Linked DNA regions of Homo sapiens: region 1 is linked to region 2. The links are chromatin loops, found by intact Hi-C in ENCODE. Cell type or tissue: B cell. All regions are shown on one strand. Each heading gives the region's core, and the rest is flanking DNA. Links, peaks and the distances in the headings are about the cores only.

Region 1 (5,359 bases), core at 173-5,172, 200 kb after region 2:
TTCAAGGAAGAAAACGAACTCCAACAAATGCAACTCTCTTTTCTCCGGGAAAGACAAATAATTGAAACGTGTGTGTGTGTGTGTGTGTGTGTGTGTGTGTGTGTGTAGGGCCAGTGGAGGATCTTTATTAGCAAGCCGATTGCTGGATGCAAACTCCGGGGTTCGGACTGGCTACGACCTTAAAAGCCCTCTGCCCCCGCCCCCTGCCCGGGAAAACTGTCCTCGGTATTCCAGCAGCCGGGTGGGCTCCCTCCCGAAGGCGGCGAGCAACGGCGGAAGCCAGTTTGCTTACTGCAAACCTTCCCCACCTTGGGTAGGAGAGGCACGTGTGACTTGGAGAAGTCGGGCCAAGGTTGCCGAGAAACATCCCAAGACAGCCAGGCCCTCCACACTGAACATTAACTCTCCGATTCGCCCTCCCTGCTGCCCTTGCTTCCCCCAGAGCTGGGGCACGCGAATGGACTTTCCCCCGCCCGGACGCGCCAGCGAAGGCTGAGGTCTCGGAGGTGGTGGTGGACTTGCGAGAGAAGCGTGGTGCGAGGTTAAGCCGGGCGGAGGGAGAGCGGGAGGAGTTGTACTCTGGTCTGAGACTGGCTCAGCTGGGAGAGAGAATTGGGCAGGCTGTGGCGAGGGCCAGCACAGGCTCCGAGGACGCGCCTGGGCTTGCGTCCGAACTGGTATATTTTCTAGAAAAGCCTGGAGGTCTCCACCTGCTTTCCTGGGAGGGAGACCTACGCGGCGAAGGCGCGGGTGGATGCCGCACAGCTCTTCCCTGCCTGGGAATCTACCTCCGCGGACCTGCAGCCTTCCCGGCAGTAACTTCTAAACAGCCCCGCGCGCCCCCGAGCCTCCCCCGCATCGCCGCAGCACGGGCGCCGGCCGGCCGCCTCGGCGGGCACAGCGTGGACACTCACCCTGGAAGCGGTGGCCGAAGAAGCGGTTCCGCAGGACCCAGGGGTAGAAATGGAGAGGGTCCCGGTGCTGGGCGCCGAAGAAGGAGTGCGGGGGCTGCAGCGGGGAGGCGCCCAGCTGGTGCGCCGGATGCACGGTCAGCGCGGGGTGGTTCATGGCCTCGGGGAACACGAGCTCGGGCCCACCGTAGAGCGAGCGGCCCGCGCCCGCGGCGGCCGCGGCAGGGAAGCCACTCACGAAGGCCGCCTCGGCCGCGCTGGGGTGAGGGTAGTTGAGCGCCGTGGGCCGGAGCGGTTCCTCGGAGGCGGCCGCCGCCAGGAGATGGGAGCCCGCGCCCCCGCCGCCAGTGCCCCCGCCGGTGCCGCCGTCCTTGGCCACCAAGGACTCTATGGTAAAGCCGCGCTTGGCCGCGGGCTGGAACATGGTCGCAGCCGCGGGAGCTGTGCGAGGCAGCCGGGCTCTGGGGAGCGCTCCGCGTCCTGGCGCCGCCGCCTTGCGGGGTGTGCACCCAGCCAGGCACATGCACACCCGCCCGCACCCCTCACCTCCCCCGCCCGCCCGCTCGCGCTCGGCCCCCGCGGGCGAGCCAGGCGCGGAGCGGCGAGGGGTGTGTGAGCGAGCGACCGCGGGGTCCGGCCACAGCGTACGGCCAGGCGCGGCGGCTGCTGCGGCGGAGCGGGCAGCTCCAGGCGCCCGCACAGGCGCGGGCTCCGTGCTAGGCTGCGAGCTGCCAGTAAGGCCCGAGGGTTGAGCTCGTCTCCCTCCTTTCGGAGTCCCGCTGGGACCGACCCCAGCCCCCGGTGTCCCCGCACTGCCCTGCCCAGCCCCGGCCGCCCAGCGCTGCGAGGCGCGAGTTAGCGGGCACCTGCCCCGCGCTCGCCCATTGGCCGCCGCTCACCTGCCCCAAGGTGGGGGGCGGGGCGGGGCGGGGCGAGGGACGGCGGGTGGGGAGGGAGCCCGCAGTCGGAGGCAAAAGCCGGACTGGAGCCTTCGCGGGGAGATCCAGGCCTCCTCCTCCCCTCGCCACTGGCTTCTCCTCGCGACTCCGCCCTTTAGCTGAGTCTGGTGGCCGTGCCGCCGTCTCAACCCACGCGGGAGCCGAAGAAGGCGTCCGAAGGGCTTGGGGCTAAACTCCAACCCTCCCCTCCCCGGTGTGTAGCTCAGCCTAACTCTCCCATTCGTCCCGGGATGTCGTTTCAGTTCTCAGAGAACTTGGATCCGAGCGGAGGGTGGATGTTTGGGGTCCAACACATTGGTTTTCCCGAAAACCAGCTCTCTGCCCCCCTGCTCTCCGGGACTCTCCCACTCACCCACCATCGGCCTCCTGGGCCGCGGTCTGAAGCTGCGACCTTGTTCCTGAGGTTTCGCGTTTTCTGGATGTCACGGGGGACAGCTCTGGAAAGGGGACGCTCACTCCCTTCACAAGGGGCCAGGCGGGGCACTGCGCGGGAGAAGCCGCCGGAGCGGTCCCACTGCCACCCTCCAGCTGTTCGCGGGGCTGGAAGCAGCTCCAGTGCCCAGACACGGTGCCGCGACCGGCTTGGACCAGGACGGCGGGCCTCGGCACTGGGAGATCCACCCCCTCGCCTTCTCTGAGGCTCTGGGGGCTCAAGTGTCGGCGGGCCGGACCAGGTCAGGGCCTCGGAGACACTGTGGCTTAAATTGAAGCTGGCCAAGTAGCCCGAGCCCATCTCAAGAGAACACGCCAGCCGTCAGGACACGCAGAAGCAGCCTGACCTCCCTCGACCTTCACCTTCCACCCGCGACCGCGGAACCGCGGACGACTCTGCTCCGGCCAGTTTTTCCGTACGGCGGACGAATTCCCCGGGGGCAGTTCTCACGACAGGCTGTGAGAGCCGGGACTCCCCAAACTTTCCCACCCCACCTTCGAGGCCGCAGAAAGGCGCCGCTCCGAGGCCTAGGAGGGCGCGGGCGGCGGTGGGGAGGCTGGGACCTGGACCTTGCCGGCGCACTGCGGAGAGGGAGCCGCAGAGAGTTCCGCTTCCTCGCCGCTGCCGGGGTCCATTCTAGCGGCCTGAGCGCTGCCTGGGCGCGCAGATCTGGGTTGGGCCTCCTGACGCCCCAAGGCCACGGGGTCCGTGCGCCGCGCAACTCTGCGGGGACTCCAGGCCGGGTCTTGGCAGCGGCCCGCCTGAGCGCCGGGAGCCGTGGTTTGGAGAGCGCTCAGGGCGCCCCGGCCGCCACAAAGCGGGTTAAAGTCTATTTTCCACTCGACTGCTCCGAAAAGCCCCCGCGCGCCGACGCCGTTCCGGCCCCCTTGGGCGAGGTGGGGAGGGGCGGCCAGGGGTGGGGAGGCGAGGCGGCCGCACCCAGCACTCCTCCGCGTCCTGGGAACCCCGGGGCCTGGCACGGCTGAGACACCGCAGAGGCGCCTTCGGAAGGAATGATGGAATCCGTGGGGAGCGCGGGTTCTCGCTGGCCTCTCCGGAGATTTCCAGCTTTCTGTGATGGTCTTTTCCTCTCGTTTGTGTCTCAGGCTCTTTATTTTCCCCCTCTCCTGTCTCCCGGCTCCCCTACCTCCCGACTTTTCCTCCTCTGATTTCTTCCCCCTCCTCCTTTTCCCCACCCTCAGTCTGGGAAAAGTGGAAGCGCCGCCGAGGGGGGGACCAGGACCCGACCAGGCCGTATCTCTAAGGGGGCGGGGGTGCGGAGCTGGGCAGAGGTACAGAAGGAGATTTTCGTTCCATATGGAAGGAGACAACGACGGGATTTTGTTGGAACAAGGTTCCCACAGGGATGCGGGTTCAGTTGGGTAAACGTTGCCTGGGCCTGTGCTCTGCGGTGACAGAGCAAGTGCTGGGGGCTGAGACAAGACAGGAGCCCAGCAAGCTGAACCCGGCCCGAGGGCCTTGCGCTCCTAGCCTGGTAATGAATCCCACCCGTTCTGTCGCAGACCCCCACCGAGAGGCTGGCCAGGGGCCACGAACTTGTTTAACTGGGCAGGTAGAGAAGCTTGGAATCTACCGACCGTCCTAGACTTGCATCTACACTGGCCACCTCCTTTCATTCGTGTGGCTCTGGGTATACTTGTTCATATCTAAATCAATAGACCTTTTATTACACCACCTTCCCTTGTGAGGCATTCAAATGCTGACATTTCTACTCGGGAGGCTGAGACAGGAAGATCTCTCGAGCCCAGGAGGTCGAGGCTGCAGTGAGCCGTGATCATACCGCTGCACTCCAGCCTGGGCGATACAGGGAGATCCCATCTCTAAAACAAACAACAAAAAACGTTGACATCCAGCTGTCTGTCATTAACTCCACTTTACAGATGAAGAAACAGCGGAGGATCAGTAACTTGAGTCTGGTCACCGTCTTGGTTGGGCTGGGACAGCCCCGGGGTCCCAGCCTGGCCTAGCTTCCACTCCCATTCCATCCCTGTGAGGATGCAGTCGCAGACTTCCCGGGGGAGGGGGAGGGGGTGCTGGAATGCGCTGGGTGATAGGAGTTCCGTTTTCGTCCTCCCTCACCTTTTCCTCTCCCAGCGCCCCTTTCTGTCAGCTTCCTCTCCAGTAATTCCCTAATTTTCTTCCTTTTCTTCCATAGCTCTGCTTATCTTTATCCCTTGGCCAGTTTCCTCTATTTTCACTCCTCTTAGGACCTATTCTCTTGTCGTTTCCTCTGCAGCAAGTTAAGAGAAGAATTTGTCACCCTCAGGGGGTCTCTAAGCCTGCCTCTGTGTACTGGATTCAGTATCAGTGCCCCCACCCCCACCCCAATCTTCTCCTGTGCCATCTCCCCTGCCCTGTTCCTCCCAGACTCTCATACTGCTCCCTCTACCACCATCCCCCACAACTGATCGTATACACAAATACTTCCCCTCTTCACCACTGGACAGCTGCCCATCTTAACCAAAACCCGTTCCCCCCACCACCTTCTGCTCCCTGCCCTTCGTTTCCTCCCACCCAAGCTGCTGAGCTCTGCCAGAGACTGGAGGCTCTTCACGCTGGAGTCCACTACATCCCACCCATCTTCAGGCTGCTTACCTTTCACTTTGCCCCTGTCCAGCCTCCCACCAGTTTCCTGGAGGTCCCATCTCCTGCAACCCGGAGCCTCACTTTTTGGAGAATAGCCCGATGCCTCCCAGGCTGATACAGCCTAGCCTACCTGTTCTGGCTCTGGCCCCACATTAACGTTTTCCCTCCCTCTCTCTATTTCTGGAATAACCTGGCCCCAAATCCAGACTCTCCTATTTATTAGTGGTGAGCCCTGGGCCAATTATTTTGCCTCAGCTTGCGTATCTGTGAAATTGCAAGCGTTATACGGGACCTCTGTGAGGAGTAAATGAGATAACATATGTGGTGCACTGGATCAATGTCAGACTCCAAAGAGCACTCAGTACAAGTTATTGTCTCTGCCTTTGTCCATGCGGAGAACTTGGGAATCACCTCAAAGCATCACTCTCTCATCCTCCACATCCAATCAG
Region 2 (5,359 bases), core at 173-5,172:
CCCACCACCACGCCAGGGGAATTTTTTGTCTTTGTAGTAGAGGTGGGGTTTCACCATGTTGCCCAGGCTGGTCTTGAACTCCTGGCTTCAAGTGATCCACCAGCCTGGGCCTCCTAAAGTGCTGGGATTACAGGTGTGAGCCACTCCGCCTGGCTTGAGGTAAGAATCATTATCCCATTATCCAAATGGAGAAATAAGGCCAAGAGAGGTTAGAGAGTTGGCTTAAACTTCAGGTTTCATAGCTACTAAGAGGCAGATGGCCAATATCTGTAGGCAGATCTGGCTGTCTCTAAAGCTAGGTGCTATCGTCAGGGTTGCTGGACCATGGGGCTGGTGCCTAGGACTTCCCCACTCCAGTCTTCTGATGGAAGAGTTAAGGTGGGAGGCTGTGAGGACTGGGCCTGTGCTGGGTGTGCTATCATGGGTCTCCTCTGCCTACTCTACTGGTTTCCTAGGTTCATATTCCCAGTAGAGGACATGGCCTGGAAGGTGGACAGTTGAGGGGTACTGTGGAGTCTCCCTAAGAAGAAATACATGTTTCTCCTGTTGGGTATCCTATAGAGCACTGGTTCCCCACCTTTTTGACACCAGGGACCAAAATGTAAGTTTCCACAGACTGAGGGTGGCAGGGATGGTTTCAGGATGATTCAAGTGCATTACATTTACTGTGCACTTTATTTCTCTTATCATTACATTGTAATATATAATGAAGCAATTATATGACTCACCATAATGTAGAATCAGTGGGAGCCCTGACCTTGTTTTCCTGCAACCAGATGGTCCCATCTGGGGATGGGAGACAGTGACAGATCATCAGGCATTAGATTCTCATAAGGAGTATGCAACCTAGATCCCTCGCATGCACAGTTCACAATAGGGTTTGTGCTCCTAGGAGAATTTAATGCCACAGCTGATCTGACAGGAGGTGGAGCTCAGGCGGTAATGCGATAGGAAGCGGCTGTAAATACAGATGAAGTTTCACCAGCTAGCCCCTACCACCACTCACCTCCTACTGTGCAGCCCAGTTCCTAACAGGACATGGAGGGTTACCAGTCTGTGGCCCAAGGGTTGGGGACCCCTGCTATAGAGGAACTAAAAATAATAGCATAACTACACAAGATTGAGGGATGGAAGTGGGTGTGAGCCAGCTAAATCATTATCTATCATAGGAGGAAGGCAACAGACAGTGGCCAGTCCTGATAAATGCAGATGTAGCTATGTGAGCATCTTAATGTAGTGATGTGGAGGTAACCATCAGACCTGAAAACACCAGTGGCTTTAAGCAGCATCCCTGGATTGAAGGATGGAGAGGGAGTTCTTGCTTTTCATTGCAAGCCATTCTGTCCTATTTGATTTTTTTAAAAAAGCTGTGTGTATTATTTTTAAATTATTATTTTAAAAGTACAGGCTCTGAAAGTTAAAAAAAAAAAAAACGCTCTGGGGGCATCTAGTGGATTCACAACCCTCCCCCATCTGAGCTGACATTTTATCTTCTGGAAAATAGGGATAAAAGCCATACTCACCCCACAGAGTTGCTCTGAGGATAAAATGAGGTAATGCATATAAAAGCGCACTGACCAGAGTTGGCTGAAATTCAGCATCTATAATTACTAAACATCGTTATTATCAATAATAAACCAAGTATACGTTAATACTTAGGCCCTGGCACACAGTAGGCACTTAATAATGGGTGGAAGTAGTTATTTAACCCCCCACCAGGGCCTGTAATTTCCCCCAACCCGTGACACACTGGCCCCAAGGCTCCGAGTGAACACTTAAATATTGATGTGGTTACTCATTTATTCATCACTCGGCTCTCCGCCGCAGAGTCTGAGGAGGGTGAGCCCCGCTCTCGGGCCTCCCGCGCCGCCGCATGGCCGCATCCCGGCCCCCTGCGCCGGGAGAGATTGGAGGCGGCGGCAGCTCACCCGCTTCCAGGTCGCCGATGCGGGACCGTCACGTGGCGGGGCGGCAATCGCTCCAGTTTCACTCCGGCATTTTCCCCCGCAGGGGCGGACTGGAGGAGGGGAGAGCGCGGCCCGGGGTCAGGGGAGCGGCGGGGGTCCCCATCACCCCAAGTCCGCGCCAAGAGGCTGGCCATCCCAGGAACTGCGGGCCGGGACCCTTTTACGGAGAGGGCTTTCCGGAGCAGGGACTTTTAGAAGGAAGACGTGGGATTGGCCTGGAGGCGCAGAGCGGGTTTTTCGTACCTGGCCGCGGGTGTAGGGCTCCCCACAAGCGAGGCCGGGTTGCTTCGGGCGCCCCCAGCCAGGGGCGGGGCCACCGCGGGAACTCCGCCCACCCTCTGCAGAGGCCGCGCACCGCCCCTTCCCGCTCCGGGCTGGTCTGCGGCTGCCGGGGCGCGAGCTGCGTGCCCGCATCCCTGTCGCACCGCCTCGCCGGTTGGGGCGGCGGGCGCGGGGCGGGGCAGGGGGCGGGGCGCTGACGTCGCGGCGCGGCCCGCGGCCAGCGGCCCGGTGAGGCGGGGAGGCGGCGGCCGGTCGGCCCGGCCCAGCCCAGCCCGCAGCTGCGGCGGCGCTCAGAGTTGGTTCCTGACCGCCTTCTGCCGCGGCCGGGTTTGTCACCAGGTCCTGGGGTCTGCACCGGCTCGGCCAGACCTCGCCCCCCGCTTCTCCGCCATGGCCCTGGTGCGGGGCGCGGAGCCGGCGGCGGGGCCTTCCCGCTGGCTGCCCACGCACGTCCAGGTGACGGTGCTGCGGGCCCGCGGGCTGCGGGGCAAGAGCTCGGGAGCGGGCAGCACCAGCGACGCGTACACGGTGATCCAGGTGGGCCGCGAGAAGTACAGTACGTCGGTGGTGGAGAAGACGCACGGCTGCCCCGAGTGGCGTGAGGAGTGCTCCTTCGAGCTGCCGCCGGGGGCCCTGGATGGCCTGCTGCGGGCGCAGGAGGCCGACGCGGGCCCGGCGCCCTGGGCCGCGAGCTCCGCCGCCGCCTGCGAGCTGGTGCTCACCACCATGCACCGCTCGCTCATCGGCGTCGACAAGTTCCTGGGCCAGGCCACGGTGGCGCTGGACGAGGTCTTCGGCGCAGGCCGCGCCCAGCACACGCAGTGAGTAGGGGGCGCGGGGGCACAGAAACGGCTAAAGGCCTAACAGGGCGGGGCTGGTGGGGGATCAGGACCCCGAACTTCAGCCGGGCCAGTGAGCCCTTGCCTCGTGCTTAAGGGCGTAAACCGACAGAAACGTTGGTTCTTCGCATTTCGGGGTCGTCTTCAAGCTTCCCAAACGTGCGCTGTGTGGGGCTCAGCCACTGGTGGTCCCTGGGAGGCCTGGGGGAGGTTTAAGTGGTGGCGAACGTTAGGAGTAGATTGTCAAGTAAAGTTAGGAATGAGATTCAGAGGCTTTGGGGCTATGGAAACCTCAAGAAGGGAAATCTTGGGGCCGTTCTTAGAACCTCCGGGCCTGCCTCCCTTTCCTCAAAGGGGAGGGGAACTGCGGGCGCCTGTCCGGCAGGGGAGTGGAGAGGCGCAGCCTTGCCCTACGGGGGAAGGAAAGCCAGGTGTCTTCCTCCAGGGCGAGGTTGAATGTTGATTACCCCGCTAAACGTAGAAGCTGGCTGCAGGGGGCATCTGCCTCTTGCTCTCAAGATGCCCTCCACTATCTAGAGATGTCACCCCCCCACCCCCATCCTGTCCCTCTGTGTCCTGTGTCCCTGGTCTGAGGATAGGAGGAGCTTCTAAGTTAAGGAAGGAAACACTTGAGTCAGCCTTCCAGTGGCCTGCCTGCCTGCCCTGCCCTGCCTGAGGTAGAGGCAGCGGCATGGTTAATGAACAGCAGGAGATTATCTCCCGGTCACTTCCACCTCAGTGGGCCAGGGTTTTTTTAAATCATTTATTTTGGCAGCATTTAACCTTGCCTGTGTTAAGATCAAGGCTTCAGCCTTGGAGCCCCATTTCCTGTTTTGGGCTTGGGCAGGAGCTGGAAGCCAGTCCCCGGGGCTGACAGCCTGCTGTGGATCACTCAAGTGGTTAACTTGGGAGTGATCTGGGTAGGAGGGTAAGGGGATTGGGGCAGGACTGTGCCTTAGGTCAGGAGAGGTGCCGGAAAGGTTTGCCCCAGTGGAATGGCATCCACTGAGTGAATAAATCCAGGAAGGCTTGCTGGAGGAGGGGGATGAGCCTGGTGCAAACCCAAATGAAAGCAGGATTTAGGTAAAAAGGATCTGACCTTGAATGTTTTCTGAAACATGGGTGTGGAATGACTTTCCTGGCTGGCTCTCTGTGGTCTGGGATGGGGAGGGCGTTAGTGCAGGTTCCAGGCATGGCTGTGACCTGACTCCATTTCCCCATCCCCTGGCCTGCTCCCCGCCTTCCTTCATGACTTGCTGTTTGGTGGCAGGGTGTGGGATCATGTGGTATATAGCTTGGACCTTGTTTTTTTCCTCCTTTCTGTCCTCTCCCTCCTTCCTGGTTCCTGGAGCCCAAGGGGGTGGGTATATGGGGCGAAAAGCTCTCTCCTGGATCTCTTAGCCCATTCTTTTTCAGAAGAGGTGCCTATCCCCCAAATCATTCCACCCCTTCCCCCAGTCCTTCACCCTCCACCAATCAGCTACTCTGACCAGACTGTTAGATGACACATCTGTTCAGGGGGTGCTGGGGGAACAGGAGGAGGCAGACCAAAAAAAGGCTCCAGGCCTGCAGGGAGCAGCTTCTTTGATTGTTTTTTCCAGTTCCTGCCCTTGCTTTCCTCTTGGCCTCTGGATCTTCCTTAGCTGAGCTGGCCAAGCTTGTAGGTCCAGGTGGACCCATTTTCAGCCAAGAACAGCCTGTCTTGGAGAATTTGACTTACCACCCCTTGATCTGAATGGGAACCTTAATTTATTTTATAGAAATCATCTTTTCCACCAGGATCTTTCCACACCCACCTGGCTGTTTTCTCTGATGCAACAACCTGGTTTATTTATAGAACCGGGGGGGGAACAGGAGTGGGGAGGGTCACTTAGGATGGGCAGAGGAAAGTCTGTGAAGTTGGCCTGGTGCTCTAGTTTACTGGACCTAACAGCATGCCCACTGACAGAGGGGGAGGGCTGTCACCCCCGCTGTGGTCCCCACCTCTGGCTGTAGTGGTCATTCCTGGTGGTATTTCCTGGAGCACCCTGGTGTGGGCTACCAAGACTGAGTCTGAACGCTGCCTGGTAGGGAGAGGGCAAGGCAGAGAAGACCAGGGTGTACCCTCCTCAGCTTTGGATAATGGTGGAAATGAAAAGTATCCATTCTTTAACTCCAGGAGTTGGCTGTGGTGGTCTCAGGTAGGGCAGGTGGTGGCCCTTTGCCAAGAGAGGACCTGACTGGGGAAGGTACCCTTATGGTTAGGAAGGGGCTACAGAGTGGCACTGGACA

The links. A loop is a pair of places that touch in the nucleus more often than their neighbours do. Peaks named below come from ENCODE experiments on the same cell type or tissue, not always from the same donor. Only the 100,000 strongest peaks of a DNase experiment are listed, where the experiment ranks them.
Region 1: a loop joins it to region 2, with 5 times the contacts of the local background. A loop is called at or near these places in 2 of 110 quality-filtered maps.

What each region holds. Positions count from the first base shown.
Region 1 is chr2:72,913,928-72,919,286 of GRCh38, reverse strand. EMX1 (empty spiracles homeobox 1) reads right to left here and starts at 1,768. Exons shown (of 3, transcript NM_004097.3): 1 at 915-1,768. The coding sequence starts at 1,434. RefSeq lists silencers at 1,363-1,482, 1,553-1,972, 3,113-3,282 and enhancers at 1,787-2,403, 2,404-3,021. In B cell, for the core only: no CTCF peak of the experiment used is centred there; DNase peaks (open chromatin) are centred at 896, 1,666, 1,866, 2,986 and 2 weaker places; H3K4me3 peaks cover 3,221 bases; H3K27me3 peaks cover 4,206 bases.
Region 2 is chr2:73,110,058-73,115,416 of GRCh38, reverse strand. It overlaps RAB11FIP5 (RAB11 family interacting protein 5), which reads left to right and starts at 2,469. Exons shown (of 6, transcript NM_001371272.1): 1 at 2,469-3,070. The coding sequence starts at 2,640. RefSeq lists silencers at 2,141-2,300, 2,371-2,460, 3,618-3,861. In B cell, for the core only: no CTCF peak of the experiment used is centred there; DNase peaks (open chromatin) are centred at 2,286, 2,816 and 3,556; H3K4me3 peaks cover 2,186 bases; H3K27ac peaks cover 851 bases; H3K27me3 peaks cover 2,290 bases.